4 separate regions of the Homo sapiens genome follow, and all the other regions are linked to region 2. Evidence: chromatin contacts called from ENCODE Hi-C or POLR2A ChIA-PET data. All regions are on one chromosome and are shown on one strand. The core of a region is the stretch at or near the end of the contact, and the rest is flanking DNA. Distances in the headings are between cores, read along the strand shown. Region 1 holds the start of ZNF665 (zinc finger protein 665). Region 2 holds the start of RPS9 (ribosomal protein S9). Region 3 holds the start of ZNF579 (zinc finger protein 579). Region 4 holds the start of ZNF160 (zinc finger protein 160).

Evidence for each region. A loop is a pair of places that touch in the nucleus more often than their neighbours do. ChIA-PET counts read pairs that join two places held with the same protein, here RNA polymerase II (POLR2A). Pooled maps may share reads with other maps.
Region 1: a loop to region 2 is called in a map with no recorded cell type, with 8 times the contacts of the local background. The contact joins the promoter of ZNF665 here to the promoter of RPS9 in region 2. A Hi-C loop is called at or near these places in 1 of 168 maps with a recorded cell type or tissue (naive thymus-derived CD4-positive, alpha-beta T cell), 1 of 37 single-sample maps with no recorded cell type and 10 of 50 pooled maps.
Region 3: a pooled map shows a loop between it and region 2 (4-fold over the local background). The contact joins the promoter of ZNF579 here to the promoter of RPS9 in region 2. A Hi-C loop is called at or near these places in 1 of 168 maps with a recorded cell type or tissue (naive thymus-derived CD4-positive, alpha-beta T cell), 6 of 37 single-sample maps with no recorded cell type and 16 of 50 pooled maps. POLR2A ChIA-PET finds 5 or more read pairs at or near these places in 4 of 52 experiments (B cell, MCF 10A, activated T-cell and 1 more).
Region 4: a pooled map shows a loop between it and region 2 (12-fold over the local background). The contact joins the promoter of ZNF160 here to the promoter of RPS9 in region 2. A Hi-C loop is called at or near these places in 2 of 37 single-sample maps with no recorded cell type and 8 of 50 pooled maps. POLR2A ChIA-PET finds 5 or more read pairs at or near these places in 1 of 52 experiments (K562).

The regions. Positions count from the first base shown.
Region 1 is chr19:53,190,667-53,194,772 of GRCh38, reverse strand. It overlaps ZNF665 (zinc finger protein 665), which reads left to right and starts at 1,415. Exons shown (of 4, transcript NM_024733.5): 1 at 1,415-1,461. RefSeq lists an enhancer at 1,450-1,599.
Region 2 is chr19:54,198,842-54,202,755 of GRCh38, reverse strand. It overlaps RPS9 (ribosomal protein S9), which reads right to left and starts at 1,898. Exons shown (of 5, transcript NM_001013.4): 1 at 1,868-1,898; 2 at 1,475-1,596; 3 at 1,147-1,269. The coding sequence starts at 1,571. RefSeq lists a silencer at 1,585-2,078 and an enhancer at 1,841-2,510.
Region 3 is chr19:55,578,244-55,582,229 of GRCh38, reverse strand. ZNF579 (zinc finger protein 579) reads left to right here and starts at 1,382. Exons shown (of 2, transcript NM_152600.3): 1 at 1,382-1,435; 2 at 2,589-3,986. The coding sequence starts at 2,591. RefSeq lists silencers at 33-327, 1,039-1,178.
Region 4 is chr19:53,102,123-53,105,808 of GRCh38, reverse strand. It overlaps ZNF160 (zinc finger protein 160), which reads left to right and starts at 2,387. Exons shown (of 6, transcript NM_001322131.2): 1 at 2,387-2,544. RefSeq lists a silencer at 1,935-2,344.

The DNA.
Region 1 (4,106 bases), core at 166-2,665, 1.0 Mb after region 2:
TACAGGCGTGAGCCACAGCGCCCGGCCGACACAGTTGTTTCCTAGTAAGATAGGAAAAGATCTTTTTCTCATGGGCTATTATGTTGTTATTTGAGTTAATACAGGTAAAGTATTCCGAATAATGCCTTGCACATAGTGTTCAGAAAAGTCAGTCATTGCTATTGCCATTATCATCACAGTTTTTACTTCTGGCCAGTGTTTCTGTAAAGCCACTGTGGACCTTGTCACCTCAGAAGACATCATTCGTGCTTTAGCTTATCTAGATACGGAGTATCACTTAGTGTGTTGAAAATAATATCTAACACTTCTATAGAGATCAGCTTGTGTTTGGGTTTTTATTTGTCTATTTATTGTATTGTCCACAAAACTGAAAACTCCACACAGATTTAGAGGCTATTATAACTACTTAGGGAAAAGTACAATAAAACAGAATTAGGGAGACATAACTTGCTCAAAAATGCCTTCACGCTGGGGCGGTGGCTCAGTGAGCCGAGATCATGCCATTGCATTCCAGCCTGGGCGACAAGAGCAAGACTCTTGTCTAAAAAAAAAAAAAAAAAAAAAAAAACAACAACAAACCTCACATATTCGTATTTAAGAATATAGGAAACACTGATTCAGTTTCTTCTACTGTTCTCTCACAACACAGAATGCTACAGTTAGCCCAGAGGTACTGGGTTTTCCCACACACACCAAGCAAGCAATCCTGCCACAGACACCAGGTGCGTGTTCTCTCATTCCGTTCCATTTTGCCGGGACATGGCATCAGATCCCACACGTTGAGGGCTCAGTCCCACAATAGTGCACACATTTCAATGCCAGTCTCAAGCAGAGGTTGTGACTTGTGCTTACAGATCAGATATAAATCCAGGAGTCCCTTGACCCCCTCCTCAGGTTCAACGAATTTGCTAGAGTGGCTCACAAAATACAGGGAAACACTTTACATAGATTTACGTATTATAAAGGATATTACAAAGTTGACAGAAGAACAGCCAGATGGAAGGGATCAGTGAGGTGAGGCATGGGAGAAGGGGCGTTGAGCCTTGGTGCCCTCCCTGGGTGCACCACGCTGCAGGAGCCTCCCAGTGTTCACCTATCCAGAAGCTCCGCTGAATCCTCTCCTTTTGGGTTGTTATGGCGCCTTCATTACATATGCATGATTGCTTATATTACTGGCCATTGGTTAAACTTTTAGATAGCCTAAGTTTTGTTTTTTTTTTTTTTTGGGAGAGACGAAGTCTCACTCTGTCACCCAGGCTGGAGTGCAATGGCGCGATATCGGCTCATTGCAACCTCCGCCTCCAGGGTTCAGGCCCCGCCCCGGCCCCGCCCACCCTATGCTCTCAGTCCCTCCCAACGCCTGGCCTTTCCCCACCGCAACCCGCCCCTTTGCCTACTGCGCGGGCAGTTTCTTGCAAACCCGGAAGCAGATCTCTTGGAGTGAAGGCTGTTAGTCGCCGCGTGAGTTTCCCTCTATCTAGATTAAACCTGCGTTTCGGAGTCCCCTGCTCCTCCGTACCCGATGTCCGGGGGTTCGTATAGCCCTTAAAGTCCCCGCACGGCTCCCTCCATTCCATGTAAATTCAGACTTTGCCGCGAGACTCTGGGGGTCGCATCGCTTTGGGTTAAAATCACACAGGCTGGTCCTGCCCGCGGTCTTTCGGCCTTCAGACCATGCAGACACCTCCTTTCCTGCGCCGTTTCCTGCTTAAAACCCTTTACTGACCTGCGCCCTGTGAAGTCCTCATCTGCGAAGTGGGTGCAGGATTTTACCGTCCCCTAACCTCGCCCTAGTCAGCTACTGGAGCGTTAGCGCCGCAGCCCCAGTCCCGGGGAGGCCGCGCCTCTGCCTGGTCCTGGGATCCTGCATACCCCACCCCTCTCCTAAGGCGCCGTCGCCCCCCACCTCCCTCCTCCTCGTGCCGGGCCCTGCTGCTCCCTAGGCCTCCCCTTCGCAGTCACCGTTTCCCCTGAGCCCGCGTTGGGGAGGTGCCCGGGCCTTGTCCTGTGATACCCGGTGTTCTTGCCTGCCCAGCTCCACCCGCTGGAAAATGTGCTCCTCCAGGATCCAGGTGTCTTACTCCAAACCCTCCCTGTGAATGTGTGGGCCAAGGGGATCAGGAGACAGAGAGGGGGGCTGAGAGAAAAGTAGAAAAACGGAGACAGAGGAAAGAATGAGGGAAACCAGTAAACATGGCAAAGTAGAGGATGGGTCAGGATTTACAAAGAGACAGTAAGGGTGAAAGAAGTCGCTGAGAAAGTAACAGGATGGAGAAACAACTGGAGAAATGTAGAGAAAAGCTCGCTGTCTAGAGAGATGAAGGACAGCAAGGTAGGGAGAGGGGCAGCTCCTCAGACGGAGAGTTAGGGAGAGGAGGGGGTATTTGGAGCCAGGATAGACAGAGCAGCGTGGTGCTGGGACAGCAAGAAGGGGCAGCTGGTGACAAGGAGAGCAGAGGGAGAACCACAGCAGGGGGAGACCTGGGATCTGGGGGTGCCAAAGAGTGGGGACAAGGAAGTGAAACAGGGAAGAGGGGATTTAACAGGGAGAGCAGAGATAAGGGAAGAAAGAGGCAGAAATAGATGGAGATTGGGGACAACCAAAAGACGGGTGAAAGAGGAATAAGAGGTGAAACAAGTTGCAAGAATGGAACAGAACAAGTGGAAGAGAAGGATAGAGGGAAGGAGAAACAGCAGGAGAAGAGAGGGGCTCAAAATGAGGAGCAGAGACCCAGGCTGAAACACAGAAAAGAAACAAGGAGAGAGAAGAAGAGAATGAGAGAGATGTACAGAATGAGGGAGGGAAACACACAGGAAGGAAGAAAGAGGGGGACTATGGCCCAGATGCATGGTGGTTTCATTGGATATGGATAATTACATCGTGATATATTGATTTCTGTATCCATAATCTAACAAATTTTTTTTTTCTTAAGACAGAATCTCACTCTATTTCCCAGACTGGCGTGCAATGGCACGATCTCGACTCACTGTAACTCCGCCTCCTGGGTTCAAGCGATTCTCTTGCCTCAGCCTCCCGAGTAGCTGGGATTACAGGCATGCACCACCACACCTGGCTAACTTTTGTATTTTTAGTAGAGACGGGGTTTCACTATGTTGACCAGGCTGGTCTCGAACTCCTGACCTCAGGTGATCTACCCACCTCAGCGTCCCAAAATGCTGGGATTACAGGCATGAGCCACTGTGCCCAGCCCCTAATAATCTAACAAATTTTATATGTATATATTTTGTTTCTGTTATGGAGATGCTGGTGAGAATCACAAAAGTTTTGTCTATAAGACATGTGCATTTTATAATTCCTGGCATCAGAGGTTAGCTTCTATTTGCAATCTCTGTTCTAAGAGAGCAGTGACTTGACTCATTCAGTTATGGGTCACCCTCTTTCCTTTTCCTAGGATGGGGTAATGTGTAGGCAAGTGTATGAGTGAGGAGGAAAAACCAAAGTGTTTTTCCCACTCTCATAATCAAGTAATGAACGCTCAACAAAGAATGCATCGCCTCTCATCACCAAAACGTGTGGGGTGGGGATTTCTCCTCACCAACACGCAGTTCTTGAACAAACACTACCTGACTGTCCAATAATTTAATTCAATTCGGACACTGTCTACCCAGAGTTAGCATTAGATCCCACTAGTTGAGGGTTCCCTCTTCAGATACCAGCCCCAAGTCCCAGATTCGGAGCTTCGGATCCATTGAGTATAAATTTGGGATTCTCCTCATCCCTTCCTGAGGTGCTATTAATTTGCCAGAGCAGCTCATAGAACTCAGGGAAACATTTTCCTTGGTTTACCCAATTGTTTTTTGTTTGCCGGTCTGTTTTTGAGACGGAGTCTTGCTCTGTCACCCAGGCTGGAGTGCAATGGCACGATCTTGGCTCACTGCAACCTCCGCTTCCTGGGCTCAAGCAATTCTCCTGCCTCAGCCTCCCAAGTAGCTGGGATTACAGGCGTCCGCCACCACACCCAGATAATTTTTGTGTTTTTAGTAGAGAAGGGGGTTCACCATGTTGGCCAGGCTGGTCTTGAACTCCTGATCTCAGGTAATCCACCCACCTTGGCCTCCCAAAGTGCCGGGATTACAGGCATGAG
Region 2 (3,914 bases), core at 649-3,148:
CTCAGGTGTAGAGACTGCTTTTCACCATAAATCATGACTACCCAAACTCAGGCAAAAGCAGCGTCTCAGGATATACAAATGCCAATCTTGGTCATGCCAATCTGCTGTAGAAAGCACTCCAATAACACCGCATCTCAGAGTAGATTTTAAAACAAGATGGTTAAGATGGTACATTTTCAATTTAATGTGTATTTCACCACAATTAGTAAAGTAAGCCTAAGTCTATGTGATCTGCATGCCCTCCTAAAGTCATCACCTGAAATGCTGTTCCCTGAGACATTTTACAGGTTCTCTCCTGTTCAGGCCTTTGCTAAATACCACCTAAATGTCCTTGACCAGCTTAAAAAAACAAGCACCAGCCTGGACAACATGGTGAAAACCCATCTCCACTAATAATAGAAAATTAGCCAGGCTTGGTGGCCCATGCCTGTGATTCCAGCTACTTAGGAGGCTAAGACAGGAGAATCGCTTGAACTCTGGAGGCGGAGTTTGCAGTGAGCCAAGATTGCGACAACTACACTCCAGCATGGGCAATGGAGCGAGACTCCGTCTCAAAAGTAAAATTAGCCAGGTGTGGTGGCGTGCGCCTGTCTGTAGTCCCAGCTACTTGGGAGGCTAAGATAGGAGAATTGTTTGAACCCAGGAGGCGGGGGTTGCAGTAAGCCGAAATGGCGCCACGGCACTCCAGCCTGGGCAACAGAGCAAGACTCCGTCTCAAAAGACTAAATAAAACGAGAAAACTTAATTAAAAAAACAATAAACCAAGCAAATGTGCAAACCCTGTTATCACCATCACTTAGCCCAGAAATTCCACTTCATAGTCTACTCTCATCCACTAGCAAACAGGCCACATAAACAGAATATAAAGATATAGACGGGTGCCCAGGTGTGCCAGGCCTATCTTTAGCTCTGGTCATTACTAAACTGAAGGTCCAATAACTGGGCAAAAAAGCCACACACCTAAGAAACAGGGCAAAGACTGATCCAGATACACTTTTCCTACTCCACAAGTGCCACTAAAAGTTAGAAGGCTGGTTCCATTTATCCAATGACACAACTCTCATCACTGGAACAGAGGCAACAGAAGGGAGAATGAACCTCACAAGCCCTGCACCCCATCCCTCTGCTGTGGACTCCCATACGCACCTTCGAACAGACGCCGTGGGTCCTTCTCATCAAGCGTCAGCAGTTCCCGGGCGGCCTTGCGGATCTTGGCCAGGGTAAATTTGACCCTCCAGACCTCACGTTTGTTCCGGAGCCCATACTCGCCTGGTGGGGAGAAGGGGGTGGACAAGTGTAGTCCCACGTACTGGCACAACAACTAGACTGGCAGCTTTGGAATCACAAAACCTTCCTAAACCACGAATAGTACCAAATTTAGGGGACGGACTAGATAGAGTACATGGGCACCTTCATCCACGTGCTAACCGCCTCCCGGAAGCCGAACCACTTCCCGGAAGCCTTGGCCACTCACCGATCAGCTTCAGCTCTTGGTCGAGACGAGATTTCTCGAAGGGTCTCCGCGGGGTCACATAAGTTTTGCGACAAACCCAGCTCCGGGCCACTGGCATGTTGGCTCCGCTTCCCCGTCTGCGCCTGCGCGGGAGAGAAGTGTGAGCGTAAGGGATCCAAACGGCGCCTGCGCAGTCCCACAACTACGCCAAAACCTCGCGGAGCCCAGATCCGATCTCGCGAGAATAACCTCCAACGCTCTCATAGTCAGTATCTGCCCCCACAACCGTGCTGCACTCCCGTTCAACCACCCTGCTCTGTTTCCTAACGTCTTTAGCTTACTCATGGAAACTCGGAAGGCCCGGGCCACCATCCAACCCAAACCCTAGAGAAAAAGCACACCACCGCACCTCACCTAAGCAAACCACCCGGTCACTGAGAAAGAGGCGCGGAAGCGCCACGGCTGCGCTCTTATAGTAACGCCGGCGTCTCGTGACGTTTTCACGCACCACGCACGTCAGAGCCAATCAGAAGAGGCGTTGGCTGGCTGAGAAGCAGTGGAGACGTGAGGCTGGGCTAGAGCGGCGTGCTAACCTGGGAGGACTAGGTTTTTTCCGGCCAGGGAGTGGAAACCTGAGAAGTAGGGAGAACCTTCCTTCTCCGCCCCTGGACGGTGGTTTTTCTTTTTCTTTCTGAGACAGGGTCTCGCTCCGTCGCCCAGGCTGGAGTGCAGTGGCGTGATTTCGGCTCACTGAGGCCCCGACCAACCTCTCGGGCTCGAGCGATCCTCCCACCTCCTCCCCAGTAGCTGGGATTACAGGCACACGCCACGACGCCCGGGTAGCATTTTTTTTTTTTAACAGTCGGCGTCTTGCCATGTTGCCCAGGCTGGTCTTGAACTCCCGGCCTCGAGAGAGCCTCCCGCCGTGGCCCCCCCAAAGTGCTGGGATTACAGGCGTGAGCCACCGCGCCCAGCCGAGATTATTTCTGTCACTAACAATAATGTGGCATTCTGGAACGCTATGTGCCACATACTGTTCTAAGAATTTTAAATGTATTTACTCAATCTTCAATACATACTTACAGAGCACTCTCAGAGAAGTTGCCCCCCCACCCATGGTACTATTATTATCAATAGCCACTTAAGGGGTATTAGTACTATTATCAGTAATTTATTTTATTTTTGAGACGGAGTTTTTCGCTCTCGTCACCCAGGCTGGAGTGCAGTGGTGCGATCTCGGCTCACTGCAACCTCCGCTTCCCGGGTTCAATCGATTCTCGTGCCTCAGCCTCCCGAGAAGCTGGGACTACAGGCGCCCACCACCATGCCCGGCTAATTTTTAAATTTTTAGTAGAGACGGGGTTTTGAACTCCTGGTCTCCAACGCCTGACCTCAAGTGATCCACCCGCCTCAGCCTCCCAAAGTGCTAAGATTACAGGTGTGAGCCACCGCGCCTGACCTAGAGTTCTCTTTTTATATATAGTCTGGTTATTGTCTGTCTGTACACCCATCTCTCCACTCCGAATGCGATGGTCTGTCTCCACAGCTCGTGTTCTTCAGTTGTCTTCCCTACGCTGCTGCCTCGGCAGTCACTATCTCCTCAGGAAGCAGTCCCACCCGCCCCTTTCTCTTCCACGGCATCCACACCATCCGGATGCCTGGATTCAAATGCCACGTCACCACTTGCCAGCTGCAGTGCCTTCGACAAGTTTCTCAATCACTCTGTGCCTCAGCGTCCTCCTCTGTAAAACGGCGAATGATGGTAGCGCCTACCTCATAAGCTTGTGAGGATTAAGTGAGAGTCTATCCAGTGTTGAGGAGAGTGGCATAAATAAAGCGCCTAGTGGTAGCTACCATCGTCATTATTGTCATCTGCATTGTACTTCCATATCTTACAAACTACCTTGTTCAGTTTTATGGGTTTTTTGTTTGTTTGTTTTGTTGTTTTGAGACGGGGTTTTGCCATATTGCCCAGGCTGGTCTTGAACTCCTGGGCTCAAGTGATCCACTCGCCTCAGCCTCCCCAAGTGCTGGGATTACAGGTGTAAGCCACCATGCCTGGCCAAATTTTATGCATTTTTGTATCTTGAACACGCGTATATTATTCATCTGGAAGGGGGAAACGTGGAAGGAAAAAACTTCCATAAGTTTTCACTCCCTTCAGGATGAAGTCCAAGCTCCACAAATTCCGGGTGCCTCGTGATTACAGAGATGGTTTTATAATGGTGGTTGAACCTGTAGGTTCTCAAGTCTTAAAAAAGATCTGCGTTTGAACCTCAGCAGTCACTGACGAGCTCTTGATCTTAGGCAAATTAGCCTCTTCAAGAGTGCTAAATGGGAGAAAGTAACAGGACTTTCCTCATAGGGTTTGATGATTTAGAGTAAAAAAAAAAAAAAAAGAAAAGAAAACCAGCACAGAGTCTTGTGTACTGAAGGTGCTTAATATCTTAACACAGCTGAC
Region 3 (3,986 bases), core at 133-2,632, 1.4 Mb before region 2:
GGCTGTACTTGACCTTCCATTTTTCTCTTCTACAGGTTATCACTTGGAGACTTACCATATATGCACACGGTGAGCTTCTTTGTTCTTTTCTATGGACACCTAGTATTCCACTGGGTGGATCAGTCATGATTTATTACTCAGCTCTCCTACAGATGGGTGTTTAGATTGGTTTCAGCTGTTTGCAGTGATGTGCAGTACTGCAATGATTAACCTGGTGCAGACATTATTTTGTGCAGTTCCGAGTAGATGCCTCTGAAGAATAAATTCCTGGAATTGCTGGCTCGGTAAGAATGTTCCAGGTTCTACTTGCCCCAGCCGTGTATGAAAGGACCTGTTTGCTCGCACTCTCATTAGCACTGTTTGGCAGGAATGTAACCTTAAACAAACAGCGTCAAGCTGTGGGTATACTCCTGCAAAATGCCTTTTCTGCTCCAGAATAGGTTTCTGAGATGTCGCCAGGTTGGTTTCATTCTGCCAATTTCAGCTGAAACATTGCTGCCTCCAGGAAGACCTCAGGAATCACCTCCTCCCAGTGTGAGCTCAGCTCAGTGCCTTCTGTTCTCTGCATTCCCATAGCAGTTCCCTGCCTCGGAGCACACGTTCCCCCACATGCACTCCAGCGTGATTGATCCGTATCTATCTGCCTTCCCCATCAGACAGTGAGCTCCGGTTTTTGCCACTGTGACTCCAGCACCAAGGACAGCACCAGCCCATAGTAGGTGCTCAGTAAACATTGGCTGCTAAGGTCCCAGTGAATATGCGTATATGTAGACAAATATATGCAGGCTGGCCCGTAGTAGATATTCAGTAAATATTGGTCGCTTAGGGTTGAATGAGTATATGCAGGGGCTTTCACAAAGGGGGAAACCGAGGCTCGAAGTGGGAGAATCCTTCACCCAGACAGCCAAGGGAAGGCTGGAGCCAGGTTCTGATCCAGAGTGCCAGTACTTCCTGAAGCCTCTGTCACTGATTCATTCATCTTCCTCCCCCGGCCACTCCCCTGGCCTGACACAGTGCCTGGCACAGACAGGACCTGATAAATGTGTATTTGTTGAAGGAATGAATGAATATGTGTGTGTGCATGTTGGGGAGCCGGGAGTAGCTGGACCCAGTGTTCCAGGCCCTCAGCACCCTCCGCCCTCTGGGAGCCCGGGGGACAGGCCCCCAGCCCCCTCCCCTCACAGGACCCTGTAGTGCAAGCTGCCTTCCCTCCCCTCTCCAGGTCCCCCGTCCTCCCGCTTCCGGCTTCCCAGCCAGTCTTTCCTCTTTCAGGCTCCGAGGAAAGGCCAGGTTTCCGGGGGGAAGGCTTAGGCAGTGACACCGAGCCCAGCCTCCTCCTCCACCCCCCACCACGCTCAGGCCCCCCTCCCTCCCCGCCACCACCGTCCGCGTTTGGCCGGCCGTGGGGAAGGAAGAAAGGAGCCAAGGAGGCGAGGTAAGAACCCAGCCCCAGCGACCAGGACCAAGCCCCAGGCCCAGGGCTGAGAAATCCTCAAGGCCTCGACCCGGCCCCAATTCTGCTGATCATGCCTTCGGGGAGCTGCAGGCTTGGCCCGGAGGAGATCGGCCCCCCTCTAGGACCTGGGACCCCCGACCCCCACCAGCCTCCCTCCCGAGTCCAGGGGTCCGGCCCTCAGTCGCCTCCTCCCTGGGGATTCCCGGCAGCTGGGTCCCCAGCCCCCGCCTCCCCCTTGTCCTGGGAGCCCAGCCCCCTCCCCAGCCCCTCCTCCACCGGGACCCAGGAATCCACACCTCCTCCATACCAGAGTCCAGATTCCCCAATCCGTCATGACCTGGACCCAGGAGTCTCAATCCCCAGCTCCCATCCCCATCAGTCCCAAGAGTCTGGGCCCCTAGCCCCCTCCCAACTCAGACCAGAAGTCTGAACCCTCCTACTCCCCGACCTCTCCCAGCCCCTGGCATCTGAGAACACACTCTATTTCCGGGGCCTACCGGCTTCAAATCCCACCCCCTCCACTCAGGCCCCATGGGCTGTGTCCCAGCCCCTCCCAAAACGTTCAGCCTGGCCGGGGGACCTGGAGCAGAAGCGGTTCGCTGACTTTGTCCCCCTCCGTGCCTCTGCCCAGTTCACTCCCTCTGTGTCTCTGTCTCCCTGTCTCTCCGGCCCCCAACCCGCCACTGCTCTTCTGATCTCTGCTCTTGCACTATCTCTGCCTCTGGTTCTCCAAGTCTCTTTGTTTCCTCTTCTCTGTGTCTCTGTCTCTCTGCTGGGTGTTCCTCACTCTCCTCTGTCTCTTCTCTGCTCTGCCTTTCACCATCCTGTCTTTCTGCGACTCCTGGTCTCTGTCTGTCCATCCCCACTTCTCTGTGTCTCCCATCTCTGCCTTCTCCTGTCTCTATTCCCTGCTCTGTCGCTCTGTCTCTGATCTCTCTCCTCCTGTCTCTCCATCTCTGGCCTCCCCTCGGTGTCTCTCATCTTTGTCTCTGTCTCATATCTCTCTCCTGGCTAAATACCTGACCCTCTCTGCCTCTCCATCTCTGACTGTCTCTGCTTCTCTTTCTGCCACACCCCACGCACCTCTTTTTATCTCTGCCCCGCTTCCCATCTCTCCCCTCTCTCCCCACAGGCATGGATCCGCAGCCTCCTCCACCCGCCCAGGGCAGCCCACCTCACCGTGGCCGAGGCCGGGGCCGTGGCCGAGGCCGTGGTCGGGGCCGTGGCCGTGGCAGGGGGGGCGCTGGAGCCCCTAGGGCGCCCCTGCCCTGCCCCACCTGCGGCCGCCTCTTCCGTTTCCCCTACTACCTCTCCCGGCACCGGCTGAGCCACTCGGGGCTCCGGCCCCACGCCTGCCCGCTGTGCCCCAAGGCCTTCCGCCGGCCGGCCCACCTTTCCCGCCACCTGCGCGGCCACGGGCCCCAGCCCCCGCTGCGCTGCGCCGCCTGCCCCCGCACCTTCCCAGAACCGGCCCAGCTCAGGCGCCACCTGGCTCAGGAGCACGCGGGCGGCGAGGTCGAGCTGGCCATCGAGAGGGTGGCCAAGGAGACGGCCGAACCCAGCTGGGGCCCGCAGGACGAGGGCTCGGAGCCGCCCACCACCGCTGCAGCAGGGGCCACGGAGGAGGAGGCGGTCGCAGCGTGGCCTGAGACGTGGCCTGCGGGGGAGCCTTCCACGCTGGCTGCGCCCACCAGCGCCGCGGAGCCCCGGGAGTCGGAGTCGGAGGAGGCCGAGGCCGGGGCAGCAGAGCTGAGGGCCGAGCTGGCGCTGGCGGCCGGGCGGCAGGAGGAGAAACAGGTCCTGCTCCAGGCAGACTGGACGCTGCTGTGTCTGCGCTGCCGCGAAGCCTTCGCCACCAAGGGCGAGCTCAAGGCGCACCCGTGTCTGCGCCCCGAGGGCGAACAGGAAGGGGAAGGGGGGCCCCCGCCACGCCCCAAGCGACACCAGTGCTCCATCTGCCTCAAGGCCTTCGCCAGGCCCTGGTCCCTGTCGCGCCACCGGCTGGTCCACTCCACCGACCGCCCTTTCGTGTGCCCAGACTGCGGCCTGGCCTTCCGCCTCGCCTCCTACCTCCGCCAGCACCGCCGCGTCCACGGCCCCCTCAGCCTGCTGGCCCCGCTGCCCGCGGCGGGCAAGAAGGACGACAAGGCCTCGGGTGCACGGAACTCAGCCAAGGGGCCGGAGGGGGGCGAGGGGGCGGAGTGCGGGGGTGCCTCGGAAGGGGGAGAAGGGCAGAACGGAGGCGACGCCGCCCCGGCTCGGCCCCCCGCCGGGGAGCCCCGCTTCTGGTGCCCAGAGTGCGGCAAAGGTTTCAGGCGCCGGGCGCACCTGCGGCAGCACGGGGTGACCCACTCGGGAGCGCGCCCCTTCCAGTGCGTGCGCTGCCAGCGGGAGTTCAAGCGCCTGGCCGACCTGGCGCGCCACGCACAGGTGCACGCGGGGGGCCCAGCCCCGCACCCGTGCCCCCGCTGCCCGCGCCGCTTCTCGCGCGCCTACAGCCTCCTGCGCCACCAGCGCTGCCACCGCGCAG
Region 4 (3,686 bases), core at 1,138-3,637, 1.1 Mb after region 2:
GAGATGGGTTTTCGCCATGTTGACCAGGCTGGTCTCGAACTCCTGACCTCATGTGATCCACTCGCCTCAGCTTCCCAAAGTGCAAGGATTGCAGGCGTGAGCCACCATGCCCAACCCTCTGAACCATTCTTTGTCAGTGTAATTTGGAACAACTTTTCCTTAACAACAGCCAACAGCCCCTCCCAAGAGTAGGCTTTTTTTTTTTTTTTTGAAAGACAGGTTCTCACTCTGTTGCCCAGACTGGAGTGCAGTGTCAGGATCATAGCTAACTGCTGCCTCGAACTCCTGGGCTCAAGCAATCTTCCTGAGTAGCTGGGACTACAGGTGTGTGCCACCATGCCCAGCTAATTTTTAAAAATTTTCTGTAGAGATGGGAGTCTTGCTATGTTGCCCAAACTGGTCTTGAATTCCATGATGAGCCAGGCTCACATTTGTAATCCCAACACTTTGGGAGATCAGGGCGGGAGGATCAGTTGAGGCTAGAAGTTCAAGACTTGCCTGGGCAACATAGTGAGAATCCGCCTTTGCAAAAAGTAAAAAAATTAGTGGAGTGTGGCGGTGCAAACCCGTAGTCCCAGCCACTTGGGAGACTGAGGTAGGAGGATCACTTGATTCCAGAGTTGAAGGCTGCAGTGAGCTATGGTCTTGACACTGCACTCTAGCCTGGGCAACAGAGCAAGATGCTCTCTCAAAAAATAAATAGACCGGGCACGGTGGCTCACGCCTGTGATCCCAGCACTTTGGGAGGCCAAGGTGTGGGGGATCCCTCGAGCTCAGGAGTTCGAGTCTAGCCTGAGCAACATGGCGAAACCCCGTCTCTACAAAAAGTACAAAAATTAACTAGGCATGGTGACGTGTGCTTGTAGTCCCAGCTACTGGGGAGATTGAGGTGGGAGGATTGCCTGAGCCTGGTAGATGAAAAGTTGCAGTGAGCAGAGATGACGCCACTGCACTCCAGCCTGGGTGACAGAGCAAGACTCTCTCCAAGAAATATGTAACATTTTTAACATAACATAACATAACATAACAAACTTTCCCTGAATAACTGTAGTCATGCCAAGTGCTCATCCACAGCCTCATAACTTGTGCTTGTGCTTTCTAGCCTTGTTTACTCCTCCATATATGAAAAAAAGAAAAAAAAGCTTTTTAGTTTGTGTCTCTTGGACATTTTCAGATCTTGTGATTGGAACATTCTCTCTATTGCAATAGTCCTTTTGAATAAAATCTTCCTTCTCTAAGTCTGAATTTGTCATTTACAGTGGTAAATATCTTAATTGTTCTGAGATAAATTATGTATATTATCTTTTTGTGGCAAAGGACTTAATATATATTCAGTAGGTGAAAGTAGTTCCTGGGGCCAGGTATGGTGGCTCACGCCTGTAATCCCAGCACTTTGGGAGGCTGAGGCGGGTGGATCACTTGAGGTCAGGAATTCGAGACCAGCCTAGGCAACATGGTGAAACTTCATCTCCGCTAAAGAACGTGGTGGCGGGCGCCTGTAATCCTAGCTACTCGGGAGGCTGAGGCAGGAGCATTGCTTGAACCCGGGAGGCCGAGGTTGCAGTGAGCAGAGATCATGCCACTGCACCCCAGCCTGGACGACAGAGCGTGACTCCGGCTCAAAAAAAAAAAAAAAAAGTATAGGCGTTTGAGGTTGTCATCTCGCACGGAATAGAATAGTAAGTATAAAAAAGGACAATGCAATTTATATCTATTTTTTAAAAGTTACTGCTAATTTCAGGGCTTTTAAATTACTTAATTTTAATCGCAGAAACTTTTCCAGCATGCCATCACCGCTCCGTGTCAACCCATGTTCCCAGACTCCTGGGCTGCTTCAGCGTCAATAACATTACTGGGTAAACGCGCTAGCAAAAAATGCTTTCAACATAAACCGCCTCCATTCTAAGAGGAAAGCAGTTTGGTTTCCAAAATAACCTACACAACTGTGCTTTTAACTTGAAACCGTTTGAAACATCTACGCCGTTCCACAAGACACTACAGATGGCTCTGGGCGCTGGGCTGTGGGCATCACACGAAATCGCAGACCCTAACGTGTCCCGTCCAGCCCCGCCTCTCCCCCGGGTCCCTTCCTGGCGGTCCCTCTGCCTCCCTCCCCCGCGGTCCCTTCGCCTTCCTCCCCCGCGGTCCCTTCCCGCGGTTCCTCCCCGCCCTTCCCCGGCGGCTCCTCCCCGGCCCGCCCCCGGGTCCCTCCACTTGGTCACTCCCCACCCCTCCCCGGTGGCTCCTCCCCGTTCCTTCCCTGGGGTCCCTGCCTGGCGGCCCCTGCTTCAGCCCGGCTCTCTCAACGCCCCGCCCTTTTCCGGTTCCGCCCATCTCGGACCCCGCCCCGGGCCGCTCGGTCGCTTTCCTTCGCGCAGTTGCCCACAGACCCGGAAGTGGATCGTGCGGAGCAAGCATCACACCATGGCGTATGAGTGTTCCTCTGTGTAGACTCAACCTGCGCCTCGCCGTCCCCCATTCGCACACCCGATGCCCGGGGGTCGCTACGGACTTAAAATCTCCGCACCGCACCCTCCACCTCAGGTAAATAGGCCTTGCTGTGTGGGCCCGGAGACGCTTCCTTTTGGGTTAAAGTCGCCCTGAGGCTGGTCCCTGCCCCCGGTCTTTCTGCCTTGGGCCAAGTAAACACGGCCTTTCCCGGTTTTTTAAACGTTTAAGCAGGATTTTCCTGCTTAAAATCCTTTACTGACTCCTCCTCCCGCCCCGCATCGCTTAAAGTCCTCACCGCCTGCCCTGGGCGCCTCCCAGCCTCGCTCTCGTCGGCCCCTGGAGCGCAGCGCCGCCGACCCAGTCCCGGGGAGGCCGCGCCTCCGCCTGGTCCTGGGATCCTGCACATCCCACCCCTGTCCTAAGGCGCCGTCGCCCCCCACCTCCCTCCTCCTCGTGCCGGGCCCTGCTGCTCCCCAGGCCTCCCCTTCGCAGTCACCGCTTCCCTTGAGCCCTCGTTGGGGAGGTGCCCGGGGCCCGTCCTGTGACACCCGGTGTTTTTGCCTGCCCAGCTCCACCCCCTGGAAAATGTACTCCTCCAACATGCAGACATCTTACTACAAACCCTCCAGTGAATGTGTGGCCCAAGGGAATCAGGAGAAAGAGAGACAAAGAGCCACTGAGAGGAGATGGAAAAACCAAGAAAGAGAAAAGAAAAATGAGGGAGACCCATAAACAGATGGCAAAGTGGAGGATGGGTGAGAGATTTGCAGCGACAGAGTGAAAGAAGCAGTCAAGAAAGTAGCAGGGGCAGAAAAGCAATTGGCGAAATGTAGAGAAAAGCTCGATGTCCCGAGATGCAGGACAACAAGATAAGGAGAGGGACAGCAAAGAAGGAGCCTCCTCAGACAGAGAGTGGGGGAGAGGAGAAAGGATTTGGCCGAGGGCAGACAGAGCTGCGTGGTGCTGGGACAGCTGGAGGGGACAGCTGGTGACAAGGCGAGCAGAGGGAGCACCACAACACAGGGAGGCCTGGGATCTGGGAGTGCCAGAGAGTGGGGATAAGCGGGTGTAACAGGGAAGAGGGGATTTAACAGGGAGAGCAGAGGAGGCGCGGAGATGGGGTAAGAAAGAGGCAGAAATAGATGGAGATTGGGACGATGAAAAGATTGGAAAGAAAACGCCACAAGAGGTGAAACAAATTGGAAGAATGGAGTAGAACAGATATAAGGGGAAAA